2 separate regions of the Homo sapiens genome follow, and region 2 is linked to region 1. Evidence: read pairs that join two places in POLR2A ChIA-PET (ENCODE). Cell type or tissue: GM12878. All regions are shown on one strand.

Region 1 (8,000 bases):
AATGGAGCTCCATTCATGTTCCTGCAAAGGACTTTATGTCATTCTTTTTTATGGCTGCCTAGTATTCCATGGCGCATATATACCACATTACCTTTGTCCAGTCTACTGTTGGTGGGCATTTAGGTTGATTTCTGTGTTTTTGCTATTGTGAATAGTGCTGTGGTGAACATATGTGTACATGTGACTTTATGGTAGAATTATTTATATTCCTTTGGGTATATACCTAATTATGGGATTGCTGGATCGAATGGTAGTTCTGTTTTACGTTCTTTGAGAAATCGCCACACTGTTTTCCACAATGGCTGAACTAATTTACACTCCCACCAGCAGTGTATAGGCATTCCCTTTTCTCTGCAAGCTTGCCAGCATCTGTTATTTTTTGATTTTTTAATAATAACCATTCTGACTGGTGTGAGATGGTATCTCATTGTGGTTTTGATTTGCATTTCTCTAACGATTAGTGATGCTGAGCATTTTTTCATCTGCCTGTTGGCTGTATATTGTCTTTTGAAACGTGCCCATGTCCATTGTCCACTTTTTAACGGAGTTGTTTGTTTTTCTGCTTGTACATTTAATTTCCTTATAGATTCTGGATATTAGGCCTTCGTCGGATGCATAGTTTGCAAATATTTTCTCCCATTCTGTAGGTTGTCTGTTTACTCTGCTGATAGTTTCTTTCGTTGTGCAGAAGCTTGTTCATTTAATTAGGTCCCATTTGTCAATTTTTGTTTCTGTTGCGGTGGCTTTTGGCATCTTCATCACAGAATCTTCCAGGGCCTGTGTCTAGAATGGTATTTTGTAGGTTATCTCCAGGGTTTTTATAGTTTTAGGTTTTACATGTTATTCTTTAATCCGTCTGGAGTTGATTTTTGTATGCGGTCTAAGGAAGGGGTCCAGTTTCAATCTTCTGCATATGGCTAGCCAGTTATCCTAGCGCCATTTATTGAATAAGGAATCCTTTCCTTATTGCTTGTTGTTGTCAACCCTGGCAAAAATCAGATGGTTGTAGGTGTGTGGAATTCCTATTTGCAGATGGTATGATTTTATACCTAGAAAACCCTATAATCTCTGCCCCAAAGTTCCTTGATCTGATAAATTACTTCAGCAGAATTTCAGGATACAAAATCAATGTACAAAAATCAGTGGCATTCCTATCCACTATATTGTTAAAATGGCCATACTGCCCAAAGCTATTTACAGATCCAATCTACCAATAACATTCTTCACAGAATTAGAAAAAAACAATTTTAAAATTCATATGGAACCAAAAAAGAGCATGAATAGGCAAGACAATCCCAAGCACAAAGAACAAAGCTGGAAAGCGTCACATTACCTGAGTTCAAACTATACTACAAGGCTGTAATAACCAAAACAGCGTGGTACTGGTCCAAAACCAGATACCTAGACCAGTGGAACAGAATAGAGAGCACAAAAATAATGCCTTCTTTTACTTTTTTTTTTTTTTTGAGATGGAGTCTCACTCTGTCACCCAGGCTGGAGTGCAGTGGTGTGATCTTGGCTCACTGCAACCTCCACCTCCCAGGTTCAAGTGATTCTTGTGCCTTTACCCTCTCTAGTAGCTGGGACTACAGGCATGTGCCAGCATGCCTGGCTAAGTTTTGTATTTTTAGTAGAGATGGAGTTTCACTATGTTGGCCAGGCTGGTCTGGAACTCCTGACCCTCAGGAGCTGTCACCTCAGCCTCCCAAAGTGCTGGGATTACCGGCATGAGCCACTGTGCCTGTCCTTGTTTTACTTTCTAATGTCACTGGATCTGTTGGTTGTGGTTTTTTTTTCCCCCCTATGATCTCCAGAATGTGCTATCAATTACAGAAGAGGGACAATGTGAATCTTGGTCAGTTGCAATTTAGATGAACTGGGGATGTCTTTGTCTCTGAATAGAGTCATTGGAAATTTGAGGGGGGAAGAAATTGTAGATTATTTTTTGTTCAAGTCTAGCTGTATTTCACCATACTCTGGTAATTCAGCTTCTATTGAATTTGAGATGAGATTGTATCAAAAATTACCATGCTTAATTCTTGATTATATATGGGCAGTCATGTTAAAATAGCAATGACAACAAAACGTATGAAGAATATAGTGAACTTACTATAAAATTGCTGAGGATGTGCAAATCTATGATAAGAGGTTTTATTGTTTGGAACTACATAGTAATCAGATACATCAGTGTTTTTACCGCACCTTGGAGACATTCTTTTCCTTTGCCCATTAGGTAGGTAGCTGGCTGAATTAGGCCCTCCCTAGTGAAGGTAGGACTTGTGGATTTCATAATGAGGGAAGACTGTCTCCTTAATTACTTCTTATGATAATTGTGGAGAGGGGTGGTGGTGGGGAGAAAGTTAAGCTAAGAAAAAACAAGACTCATCTTTTACCATATTTTTTTTAACAAGCAATTTTTGGCACTTAATGTTCCTAAAACATAGCTCATATTTGAAATTTTTTTCTTCAGACCAGTGAATATCTTTTGTACTATTAACATTTACTTTAAATCAATTTAATTCATATTTAAATGAGGCAGTCGAAACCATTTGCAGCTCTATGTGCTTGGTCCTGACTTACAGATTAGTGTAGGATAATTAGCAGGGGCACAGCCATTTTGCAGGGTATCCCTGATTTCCATTCTCTGTAGATGTATACATTTGAGGATAGGAAGTTTGCATATAGGGGTCACTCAGAAAATACACGTGTGTATATATGTTTATATTAAAATATGTAGACAGGTACACATACCATAAGTGTATAGTTCAATTATGTTTCACAAACTGAACTCACTTGAGTTCAGTGTGTTCACCAGCATTCAGGTCATGAAATACAAATTACTGGCACCTCAAAAGCCCCTTTTCATGTTCATTTTTTACTCACTAATGACTCATTACCCCCAAAACTTCTGTTATGACTTCTAACAGCATACGATAATTTCGTCTATTTTTATACTTGGTATAAATGGAATCATATAGTATGTAGTGTTTTATGTTTACCTTCTTAGTGTGTTTGTTGCAATTGTAGATCATTATTACTGTTTAGTATTCTTTTGTTTTACTGTTTTTCTATTAGTGATAGGTATTTGGATTACCTCCAGTTTGGGGCCATTGTGAAAGTGCTTCTGTAAACATTCTAGTATTCTTTTGGTTGTCATTAGTACATACTCAGAAGAAGAATTGCTAGGTCATAGGCTATATATATTTTTGGCTTTAATAGTATTGTCAAATGTTTTCAGCGTTTAAACTAAGATACACTCACATTCTAACCAATGCTTGGTATTTTCTTTTTCTCTCCTTTTAACCATTCTGCTGGTTGTGTGGTGGTGTACTCATTTTGTATTAAATTTCTATTTTTTTGGACTAATGGAATGTGGAGCACTTCTTATGTTTATTGGCCATTTGGACATCTGGACATCTTTTGTCAAGTCGTTTGCCCATTTTTCTGTTGAGTATCTTTACTTTTACCTTTTTATTTGTAAATGATTTAAAACTTAAAAGTTGCAAGAATAGTACATACAGATAGGCCGGACGCGGTGGCTTATGCCTGTAATGCCAGCACTTTGGGAGGCGGGCAGATCACTTAAGGTCAGGAGTTCGAGACCAGCCTGGCCAATATGGTGAAACCCCGTCTGTACTAAAAATACAAAAATTAGCTGGGCGCATGCCTGTAGTCCCACCTACTCGGCAGGCTGAGGCAGAAGAATCGCTTGAACCTGGGAGGCAGAGGTTGCAGTGAGCTGAGATTGCGCCACTGCACTCCAGCCTGGGCGACAGAGAGAGACTCCGTCTAAAACAAAAAAAAGTAATTGTCATTAATCTGGAGTTTATTTTTGTATATAATGTGGGAATCAATATACATTTTTTTTCCATATAGATGTTCAGTTGACCTAGTATCACTTACTGAAAAGACTGTCCCTTCTGCTTTGCACTACAGGGCTGCCTTTGTCCTAAATTAGGTGGCTTATATATGTGTATCTGTTTCTCTAGGTTTTATTCCGTTGGTCAGTTTTTCTATTTTTGTACCATTGCCCCATAATCTAATTACTGTGGTTTCATAATAGGTCCTGATATCTGGCATTGTAAGTCTTTCAAGTGCTTGTTTTTCAAGTGCTATGGTTTGGATGTTTGTCCTTCTCATGTTGAAATTTGATTCCCAGAGTTGGAGGTAGGGTCTAATGGGAGGTATTTGGGTCATGGGGGCGCAGATCTCTCATGAATAGACCTGTTTCCTTGTGGGGCTGTTGAGTGAGTTGCCTACTAGTTCCCTTGACAGCTAGTTGTTAAAAGGGCCTGGTACCCTCTACTTCCTCTGCATCATATGATCTCTGAACACACCAGCTCCCTTTCACCTTCAGCCATGGGTGGAAGCAGCCTGAGGCTCTTCCCAGATGCCCAGTCTTGAACATTTTCAGATATCAAATCTTGAGCCAAATAAACCTTTTTTTTCATTAATTATCCAGTCTCAGGTATTCCTTTATAACAACACAAAACAAATGAAAAACCTCAAGATTGCCTGTTATTTTTAGTCCTTTGCATTCCTGTGTGATTTTTAGAATGAGCTTAATCAATTTCCAGAAGAAAAAGCTATCTTAATTTGCATTGCTATAACAAAATGCTATAAACTGGGTAGCTTTGTAAACAACAGAAATTTATTTCTCACAGTTCTGGAGAGTCAGAAGTCTGAGATCAAGGCACCAGCAGATTCAGTGTCTGGTGAGGGCCCATTTCCTGGTTCATAGATGGTGTCTTCTCTCTGTGTCCTCACATGGTGGATAAGGCCAGGCAGCTCTCTGGGGCTTCTTTTATAAGAACACTAATTCCATTCATGAGGGCTCTACTGTTGTGTGGTTACATCACATTTGTTTATTCTTCAGCTGATGAATGTTTGAGTTGTTTCCACTTTTGGGCTATCATGGCTAATGCTGCCGTATTCATTTGTGTACAAGTTTTTATGTGAACCTGTGTTTTCATTTTTCTGGAGTATATACTTAGGAGTGGAATTGCTGTGTCATGTGCTAACTCTTAATGTTTAACTTTTTGAGGAACTGCCAAATTATTTTCTATAGTAGCTGTACCATTTTATATTACCACTCTCAATGTTATGAGGGTTCTGATTTCTCCACATCCACCGATACTAGTTATTACTGGTGTTTTTTTAATTATAGCCATTCTACTGAGTATGAAGTGGTATCTCATTGTGGGTTTTTTGTTTTTTTATTTTTTTGAGACAGGGTCTTACTCTCACCCAGGCTGGAGGGCTCTGTCACAATTTCGGCTCACTGCAGCCTCAACCTCCTAGGCTCAAATAATCCTTCCACCTCAGCCCTCTGTGTAGCTGGGACTACAGGCGTGTACTACCATGCCCTGCTAATTTTTGTATTTTTTTAGAGATGGGGTTCCACTACATTGCGCAGGCTGATATTGAACTCCTGAGTTCAAGCAATCTGCCTGCCTCAGCCTCCCAAAGTGCTGGGATTACAAGCATGTGTGCCACAGTGCCCAGCCCTTATTGTTGTTTTGATTGCATTTTTTGATGACTGTGATGTTGAGCAGCTTTTCATATGCTTATTGACCATTTGTATATCTTTGGAGAAATGTCTTTCAGATCCTTCACTCATTTTAACAATTGGGTTGTCTTTTTATGTTCTAAGATTTATTTATATATTCTCAATGTGAGTATCATCAGCTACCTGATTTGCAAATGTTTATTTTTTTTTAATTTATCTAATTTTTTTTTTTTTGTTTTTGAGACAGAGTCTCGCTCTGTCACCCAGACTCTGGGGTGCAGTGGCACAGTCATGGTTCATGACAGCTTCAACTTCCTGGTCTCAAGCAGTCCTCCCACCTCAGCCTCCTGAGTAGCTGGGACTATAGGCATGTGCCACCATGCCCAGCTAATTTCTTTATTTTTTGTAGGGATGGGGTCTCACTGTGTTGTCCAGGCTTGTCTCAAACTCCTGGGCTCAAGCAGTTCTCCCTTCTTGGCCTTCCAAAGTGCTCGGATTACAGGTGTGAGCCACTGCATCTGGCCTGCAAATGTTTAATAACCTCCTGTGGGTTGTCTTTTCCCTTTCTTGATAGTACCCTTTGAAACACTAAAATTTAACATTTTTATCAAACCCAGTTTATCTTTTTATGTTCTTTTGGTGTTATAACTAGAAAACTGTTGCCTAATCCAGAGTCATGCAGACTTTTTCCTTTGTTTCCTTCTAAGAATTTTATAGTTTTAGTTCTTACACTTAAGTCTTTGATGCATTTTGAATTCATTTTTATAGATGGTGTAGGGTGGGGGTCCAAATTCTTTTGCATATGGATACCCAGTTGTTCTAGCACCATTTGTTGATGTTTTATATTGATGTGTCTAGATGTGGATCTTTTTGGGTTTACCCTCCTTGGAGTTGAGCTTCTTGGATTTATAGATTAATAGTTTTCATGAAACTTGGGATATTTTGAGCTTTTTTGTGGTAAGATCTCTATAACATAAAATTCCCATATTAACTATTCTTAAGTGTATAATTTTTGGCATTAAGTGCACAGTATTCTGTCATCACTATCATCACCCAGATAGAAACTTTGTATTCCGTTAGACAACAATTCCCTGTGTACTCCCTTAACCCTGGTCTTTGGTAACCTCTATTCCATGTTCTCTATGAAATTTGTCTATTTTAGGTATTTCATACAAGTGGAATCGTACAATATTTGTCCTGTCGTATTTGGCTTATTTTACTTAGCATCTTGTTTTCAGTGTTCATCCATGTTGTAGCATGCATCAAAACTACATTTCTTTTAATGGTTGAATAATATAATGTATTTACCACATTTTGTTTATCCATGTGACGGACACTTGGATTGTTTCTTCTTTCCGACTATTGTAAGTCCGCTATGAACATTCACCTACAGTTATCTGTTTGAGTCCCTGTTTTCAAATCTTTTGGTTATATACTTACAAGTTGAGTTGCCGGGAGATGGAACTAGGTAAGTTAAAATGCTGCGAAATTTGCTGTTTAAAAGAAAAAATTCCCTGGGTTGCTTCAAGCCTTTTATTGATTTCTAGAGTTTGGAAAAAGTTAATTCTGACAGTTCTTGCCCATTTTTTTCCTTGCCTTTTTGGAGTAGTGGAATTTAGAGTTCCTTACTTGGCCATTTTTGCTGATATCAGTGATACATATCATTTTAGTGTTTTCATTTTATTCATTAGTATGTAGAAATATAATAACTATCTGGTAAGTATTTTTTTAAAAAGTAATAAAAGATGTTCCATTTTCTTTTATACAAAGGTTAGAGGATTTATAAGGTAATTTCTTTCTGAAGATATTGTCACCAAACATCTTTAAGAGTTAGATTGTCAGCTGTCCCTTATGAAATGCAGACTATACCTTCTGGGAGGACTCAGGTTACTTTAAGAAATATATTTTGTTGGCCGGGCGCAGTGGCTCACACCTGTAATCCCAGCACTTTGGGAGGCCGAAGTGGGTGGATCACCTAAGGTCAGGAGTTTGAGACCAACCTGGCCAACATGTTAAAACCCCGTCTCTACTAAAAATACAAAAATTAACTGGGCGTGGTGGTGCAGCCCTGTAGTCCCAGCTACTTGGAGTCTGAGGCAGGAGAATCACTTGAACCCAGGAGGTGGAGGTTGCAGTGAGCTGAGATGGCGCCACTGCACTCCAGCCTGGGTGACCGAACGAGACTCTGTCTCAAAAAACAAAAAACAAGAAAAGGACTCAATTTGAATTTTTAGAAACTTACAGAAAAGAACAGAGTGATTAAAGGTAAAGATTAAACACAGATGAAGAGAATGAATTAATTCAAAGATAAATCTGTGGAAATTCTCTAAACTTGGAAATGGAAAACACGAGAGTGGTTAATAAATAAGGTATGGAAGATAGACTAAGACCTGTGGTTCAACATATGACTGTCTCCTGAGGAGTGGCCAGAAAATGGGAGGAGGACAGGAAAGAAGAATATTCAAAGAGAATAGATGAGACTTTTCCAGAG
Region 2 (8,000 bases), 200 kb after region 1:
TGTAAAAGCATGTTATATCAGAGAGCTATCAAAGGCTAAGGAAGTTGTGTCAAGACGATGAATGAGCCGGGCGGGGTGGTGGGTGCCTATAATCCCAGCCACTCGGGAGGCAGTGAGCCGAGATCACGCCACTTCACTACAGCCTGGTCAAAAGAGCAAAACTCTGTCTCAAAAAAAAAAAAAAAAAAGGATGAATGAGCCAATTTGAGTAAACTGCCACTGATCAAAGATGGGACAATCCATAATGAGTTAAAACATATCAAATATGTTTAAATATAAATTTATAATGAGAAAGAAAAGCCCTCATTATTCTACCTTTGGAGGATACTAGGGAATCAACTAATTATAAAACTGGTAATTAAGGAAAAATATTAAACCTATCTTGCTTCTCCTATCTGAACTGTACTTCAGGGTAAACCACAGTTGATAAAGGCAAGTTTTTCTTTAAGTATTTCAGCTAAAACAAAACACAGAATACCATAGTTTTGTAATTTATATACAAATTATAATCACTGATGACTGCTCAAAGCTGTAAGGGAAATACTAGTGGGAAAACAACATGATTAAATTTCGGAAACATTCTGTTGAGTTATAAAACTTTTCACAGAAGAGTATATACTATATAATCCCATTTATATGAGACATTCTGTAACAGGAAAAAATAATCTATGGTGAAGAATATCAGACAGGTAGTTGCTCATGGGGTGGGGCACTTGCTGGGATTGACTGAAGGAGCAGGAAGGAACTTTTTAGGTGTGTTAGTCATGTTCTATGTCTTGATACTGATTGAGTTACACAGGTGTCTGTACTTGTCAAAACTCACTGAATGATACACTAAGATTTGTGTTTTCACTATATGTAAATTTTATTTAAAAACATAATACTGAACTCTAGTTCATGTAAATACTGAAGTGATTAAGAATGAGGTATATTAATGACTGTAACTCACTATGAAATACTGAAGTGATTAAGGGTGAGGTATATTAATGACTGCAACTCACTATGAAATACATAAAAAAGAGATAGATTGAGAGATGGAGAGAAGGATGCATAGATAAATAGGTGATAAAGCAAAGATAGTAAAATGTTAATTGTAGAATCTAGGGTATGCAAGAGTGTTCACTGTAAAACTCTTTCAACTTTTCTGTTTGGAAAAAACAAATGGGAAACTTAGTAAATAAAGGAATAAGGCTGACAACACCCGAAACCACTGCTCAATCTTAGTATCAGAAAAAAGAAAAACAGTGAAACATTATCTGGTCTTTCCTGACAGAAGTACACATCACTCCTACAAAATATTTTTTTGGGGAAAAAAAAAAAATCAAACCCAAATCTGATGAAATCTGTAGATCTAAAAGCAATTTTTTGGAAAGAAAAAGACAAGGGGGCCAGGCGCGGTGGCCACGTCTATCATCTAAGCACTCTGGGAGGCAGAGGCAGCCAGATCACGAGGTCAGGAGTTCAAGACCAGCCTGACCAACATGGTGAAACCCTCTCTATTAAAAATAGAAAAAAATTAGCTGGGCATGGTGGCACATGCCTGTAATCCCAGCTACTCAGGAGGCTGAGGCAGGAGAATTGCTTGAACCTGGGAAGCGGAGGTTGCAGTGAGCAGAGATCATGCCACTGTACTCCAGCCTAGGTGACAGAGCAAGACTCCATCTCAAAAAAAAAAAAAAAAAAAAAAAAAAAAAAAAAAAGACAAGGGAATATGTTAAACAATGTACAATGTATAACAGTTTAACAACTGAAATGTAAGAAAAAAGAACAAATAGAACCTATAATTTAAGAGACAAGACATAAATTCACAAAGTATGGAGCTTATTCGAATCTTGACTGAAACAAATGTAAAAAAAATTATACATATAGGCATATTCATGAGACATAGGGGAAATCAACACTAACTGAAAATGTAATATTTTATATCTGAGTGTAACAGTGGTATGTTGTTATGCTTTTTTTTAAAATGTCCTCATCTTTTAGAGACGCATACTGAAATATCTTTGGATGAAATATGATGCCCGCGATTCTCTCTTCAAGACAATATAGGCAAAGAGTACCTTTGAAATAAGACTGGTCATGAGCTGACCAGTGTTGAAGCTGAGTGATGGGTATGTATGGGTATTCTACTATTCTTTCTACTTTTATTTTTTATTTATTTATTTTTTTTGAGATGGAGTCTCACTCTGTTACCCAGGCTGGAGTGTAGTGGTGCAATCCGGGCTCACTGCAACCTCCGCCTCCTGGATTTAAGTGATTCTCCTGCCTCAACCTCCGAGTCACTGGGATTACAGGCACCCGCCACCATGCCTGGCTAATTTTTGTAGTTTTGGTAGAGACAGGGTTTTGCTCTGGTTGGCCAGGCTGGTCTCGAACTCCTGACCTCAAGTTATCTGCCCACCTCAGCCTCCGTAAGTGCTGGAGTTACAGGCATGGGCCGCCGCGCCTGGGGGATTACAGGCATGAGCCACCGCGCCTGGCCTCTACTTTTACATATATTTGAAATGTTACAGAATAAAAAATTAAATGTTTTAAAATAGCATTTAATATTATTACTTGGTAAAATAAAAATTCCAGCAAAAATGACTAACTTTAATAAATCTAACATGAAACAAATTTAAAATAACGTACCATTCAGATTTTAAAGTGAAGTTTGTCTCCAAGTGTGTTTCCCTTCCACCATCCCACTCACACCTCATTTTCTTCCCCTCGTTCACAATGCAACTCAAATTTTTAGGTTTTTCTGGAGGCACTAAAAGGGATTAATTAGCATCTTTCAGAAAGCTTTATATCCACAAATATTATGCAATTTATATACTACCCAAGGCATTTGCGATCTAAATTAGATGAAAAAAATCAAACCCAAGCAAAAAGTATGGACACAATGAAAGGCTGATGACAATTTCTTTTCTATCCCAACTCTTACACTTCTTTTCAGGAAGTAATATATATACATCCATCCTAACTGTCATCAACTGGTTTGTTTCACATTAATTTTCTATGTAAAATCAACTTTCATTTATAACTGGAAAAAAATATCAACTGATTTCTCCATTAAGTATATTTTTAAAAGTAATATATACATATGTTTGTAAGAGGCAACTAAGTAGAAGCCAAAATGATTCATTTATATTTCTCTTCTTATTGCTTTCCCAAACTCGTTGGAAGAAAAGCAAATGCCAAAACAGTAAAGTCTGGGTGATCCACAAATTAGATAACCCACTTTTGGATCATAGTAAGTTTATTTTGTTTACTTTGTTACTCCAAGGCCAGGCACAGTGGCTCACGCCTGTAATCCCAGCAGTTTGGGAGCCCGAGGCAAGTGGATCACCTGAGGTCAGGAGTTTGAGACCAGCCTGGCCAACATGGCGAAACCCCATTTCTACTAAAAATATGAAAAATTAGCCGGGCGTGGTGGCTCATGCCTGTAGTCCCAGCTACTTGGGAGGCTGAGGCAGGAGGATTGCTTGAACCCGGGAGGGCAGTGAGCTGAGATGATGCCACTGCACTCCAGCCTGGGTGACAGAGCGAGACTCTGTCACCAAAAAAAAAAAAAGGATTTACTCCAGTATTTGTTCGCTTTCTTCAGGTAGCTGCTTTACACGTGCATTTTCTCAGCAATTAAGGGATACTGAGAATTACCATCATTATGTCAATTCAACAATACTTTCCTGTGGTGGGGGGGGTCTCATGTCAAATATTTCTCTAGTAAAGTGAAACTGCTTGACTTTCAGGAAAGACAGGAGACTTGTGGTTCCTACTTCTAAGCTTATTTTTTAAAAACCAAACATGTCCAAGTCACTAAGTCCACAAGTTACTACATTTTATAAAGATGAAAGGACAACATTAAAAATGCAGTTCAATAGTCATGACAAAGTCTGAAATAAGACAAAAACAAAACTTACAGCCTGAAATTATTGTGATTCCATAAACATTCTGTTCAAGCTGTCCGAATGTAAGAATGTTGCAAGTGAGCTGAATATTTAATGAAGCTATATCTGTAAAGGTGACACTGGATGCTGTTCTGTTTATGATAGTATATTGCTCCTTAGGAATAGTAAAATGGTTTGTTTTCCAGACAATGTAATTAGCATTTACATGAAAATAATCCATACATTTTTCCTTTAGCACACAAACTGCAGTGAAATTAGAATGAAGTTGTACAACTGGAGATTCAGGACTGATATAACCACATGGATCTAGAAGTTCACCTAAAAAGGAACAATAGAAAATATATAAATGGACTGAATTTTTCTGGTACAAAATGATATCTAGCTGGTAGCACTCAATGTAGAGTCCCTCAACCGTCACTAAAATATCCCTAAAGACACAGAAAAAGACAATACACAACTGAAAATTAATATGGTTAGAATTTAATGCCTGAATTTGTAAAGAAATATACAAATTATAAAGATAATAGAGCTGAATTAAGAAAAACCCATTCATGCTTTATAGCCCATGGTATAAACTATTTCTTTAAGAAACACAGACTGCCTGCAGCATGATTCATACTTGCCCCACAACGTATCCTGTCCCTCCATTTAGATCCCAGGTCTAAACTAAACTCTCCAGAAAACAGGCAGTGGTGGTCTCCTCTACAGTCCTGAATGCTGTTGTGGAGTACAGTTGGGGTCACAGACAGTATACATTGTCCACACATCAAAACTCAGACAACAAAGGAAACAGCAAGGGACCAATACAAAACAGGAAGAATAGAACAAGATGGCCAAATAGTTTAGTTTTAAGAATAAATGCATGGCCCTGGGTATGATGGTTTGCGTCTATAATCTCAGCACTTTTGGGAGGCCGAGGCAAGAGGATCGCTCGAGCTCAGGAGTTTGAAACCAGCTTGGGCAACATAGGGAGATGCCATCTGTACTAAAAACAAAAAAAATTAGCCGAGCATGGTGGTGCACGCCTATAGTCCCAGCTATTCGGGAGGCTGAAGTGGGATGATGGCTTGAGCCCAAGGGGTCAAGGATGTAGTAAGCCACTGCACTCCACCCTGGACAACAGAGTGAAAATAAATGCATGGGATAGGATCCCCTATTTAAAAACAAAGAATCAGCCTAACCAACATGCTAAAACCCAGTCTCTACTAAAAATACAAAAATTAGCTGGGTGTCATGGTGGGCACCTGTAATCCCAGCTGCTTGGGAGGCTGAGGCATGAGAATCACCTGAACCCAGGAAGTGGAGGTTGCAGTGAGATCACGCCACTGCACTCCAGCTTGGGAGACAGAGTGAGACAGAGTCTCAAAAAACAAAACAAAACAAAACAAACAAAACAAAACACAAAGAATCAGATTGGGTAAAAGAGAATTAAACACAACTACATGCTTTACCTATCACCTACTCCACATTGATGACATCTCAATCCCTATCTCTAGCACTAAACCCCCATGCTTTCAATAGCCCATTAGACATATATCTACCTGAGATATCCCATAGCTATTTTTAAATGAGCATGTCCAAAACTATTATGTATCATAATCTTTTCAAACTTATTATTTTTTATTCTTATTTCTCTGCCTCTGCTAACAGCACCACTCCCATCCAGACATCCAGGACAGATACTCTGTAGTCATCTTCCAACATCTCCAATTAGCCTCCTCTAACCTCCAACTTAACAATAGTGCACTGTATTGGTTCTATATGCTTAATAAGCATATCAACATCTTCTTTCCAATGCTACTTTGACTGCTGAAGCACAGGATACTATATCAGTCTGACCTCCTTCCAGTTTATCTTACATACTACTGTCAGTTACTGTTCTAAAATAATTAGGACATTTGTCTACTTTAAATTATTTAGTGGCTACCTACTACCAAGATAAAAGTCCCAACTATTTGACATGATTTTATTCTTTTTCTCTAGCTTCAATGTCCACAATTTTAAGGTGGCTTTCCTCAATGAATCCTATTTGCTGTGGGGTTCCTGGGTAGTTACCCATGAAGTGTTTTTGAGATTAAAAATTACTAGCCTGGGCAACATGGCAAAACCCCATCTCTACAAAAAAAATATAAATATTAGCCAGGCATGGTGGCACACGCCTGTAGTCCCAGCTACTTGGGGGTGAGGGTCGTGTGCTGAGGCAGGAGGATTGCTTGAGCCCAAGAGGTCAAGGCTGCAGTGAGCCCAGAAAAAATTAAAAACAGTTTTTGCAGTCAAAATTGTATCCCCAAATGGAATCCCAGGACCTCTCACAAAGCCTGTAAAACCCAGAGCTGGAATGTGTATTTCTTTGTTTCAAACTTATAATGTGGTCTGTTTATATCATCTTGCTGTTATTTATAAATGCCTACTGTAAATCTTAGTGCATATATTACTCTCAATTTCCAATAGCATGGTCCTTCATCCAGTGGAGAATCTCTACTAAGTTACTCTCTGATACTGGGTCAGACCTTACAATTCCCTAGACATCACTTTATTCTTTGGCAAAATCACTTGTTATACTTTCTCTAAAGTAATCATAGGGATGTTAAATATGAAATATACTCTAGAGTTCTAAAAAGATATAATTAGAGACTCAGTATGAATAATTTTTAATCACACAGAATAAGAGAAATATTAAAAATGGGCAAATGGGCTGGGCGCAGTGGCTCACACCTGTAATCCCAGCACTTTGGGAGGCCGAGGTGGGTGGATCACGAGGTCAGGAGATCAAGGCCATCGTGGCTAACATAGTGAAACCCTGTCTCTACTAAAAATACAAAAAATTAGCCGGGCGTGGTGGCGGGCGCCTGTAGTCCCAGCTACTTGGGAGGCTGAGGCAGGAGAATGGTGTGAACCCAGGAGGCGGAGCTTGCAGTGAGCCAAGATCACACCACTGCACTCCAGCCTGAGCGACAGAGTGAGATTCAGTCTCGAAAAAAAAGGGGCAAATGTTCCGTTTTTCAAAGTGAGACACAGCTTCAATAATACCATCCCATGTCAAATTAATCCCATTTTACAGGGCTACCAGGCTGAGATTAAATTGTAAAAAGAAAGTATTTTAATTAAGAAAGGTATCTGATAAAGTTATTTTGAATGTTTATAGGGCAAGATGAAGAAATGTGAATTAGAATACACTATAACTGGGTTGGACGCAGTGACTCACGTCTGTAATCCCAGCACTTTGGGAGGCCGAGGTGGATGGATCACCTGAGATGAGGAGTTCTAGACCAGCCTGACCAACATGGTGAAATCCCGTCTCTACTAAAAATACAAAAATTACCCGGGCGTGGTGACCTGCACCTGTAATTCCAGCTACTCAGGAGGCTGAGGCAGGAGAATTGCTTGAACCTGGGGGGCAGAGGTTGCAGTGAGCTGAGATTGTGCCACTGCACTCCAGCCTAGGCAACGAAACGAGATTCCATCTCAAAAAAAAAGAAAAAAAGCAAAAAAAAAAAGAATATACTATAACCGATATTACAATGAACATTATGAAATTGCTGATATTTTGCTACTTTTATAGGTTCATACTCAAATTTATATTTGATTACCCATATATAAAAAAACTGACTTAAGAAAAAAGTCAATTAGAGGATAGTCTTAAGTAGAATATGCTGAAGTGCATGCCCTCAATCCTTGGAGAAGACTGTATTTTAAGAATGGCCACACCTACATATTTATCCCATCCCACGTTTTTCTTACGATGTCACGCATACTCTTTTCATGAAGAGGTGGGGACTGCATTTCCCCCAACCACATCAGATCTGTATGGGTGCCTTGTGTCCACTCCAGCCAATGGAGTGTGCTATGAGACTTCAGAGGCTAGATCATTAAAAGAATACAGACTCCAATTAGCTTTCTTTCTCTCTCCCGGGATATCTGCCCTTAGAACCCAGCCACACATTGTAAGAAAGCCAGGGCCATAAAAAGAGGCCACGTATGGTGTTTTGGACAATGGCCCCAGCAAAGCCCTCAGCCTGCAGATACCATTAACAACAGACATATAAGCGAAGGAGTCTGAAGATGACTCCAGCCCCCAGTCTGAATATTGCAGCTGAGGCCCCAGAC

What was found. ChIA-PET counts read pairs that join two places held together with the same protein. Peaks named below come from ENCODE experiments on the same cell type or tissue, not always from the same donor. Only the 100,000 strongest peaks of a DNase experiment are listed, where the experiment ranks them.
Region 2: POLR2A ChIA-PET joins it to region 1 with 5 read pairs; 2 of 35 experiments call an interaction of 5 or more read pairs at or near these places.

Annotation. Positions count from the first base shown.
Region 1 is chr5:55,768,419-55,776,418 of GRCh38, forward strand. All of the region lies in intron 7 of DDX4 (DEAD-box helicase 4), which reads left to right. Among named protein-coding and RNA genes, the nearest start is that of DDX4, 34 kb to the left of the region's middle. In GM12878, no CTCF peak of the experiment used is centred here; DNase peaks (open chromatin) are centred at 2,869 and 3,176.
Region 2 is chr5:55,965,645-55,973,644 of GRCh38, forward strand. IL6ST (interleukin 6 cytokine family signal transducer) reads right to left here. Exons shown (of 17, transcript NM_002184.4): 4 at 3,906-4,211; 5 at 2,632-2,752. Among named protein-coding and RNA genes, the nearest start is that of IL6ST, 25 kb to the right of the region's middle. In GM12878, no CTCF peak of the experiment used is centred here; no DNase peak of the experiment used is centred here.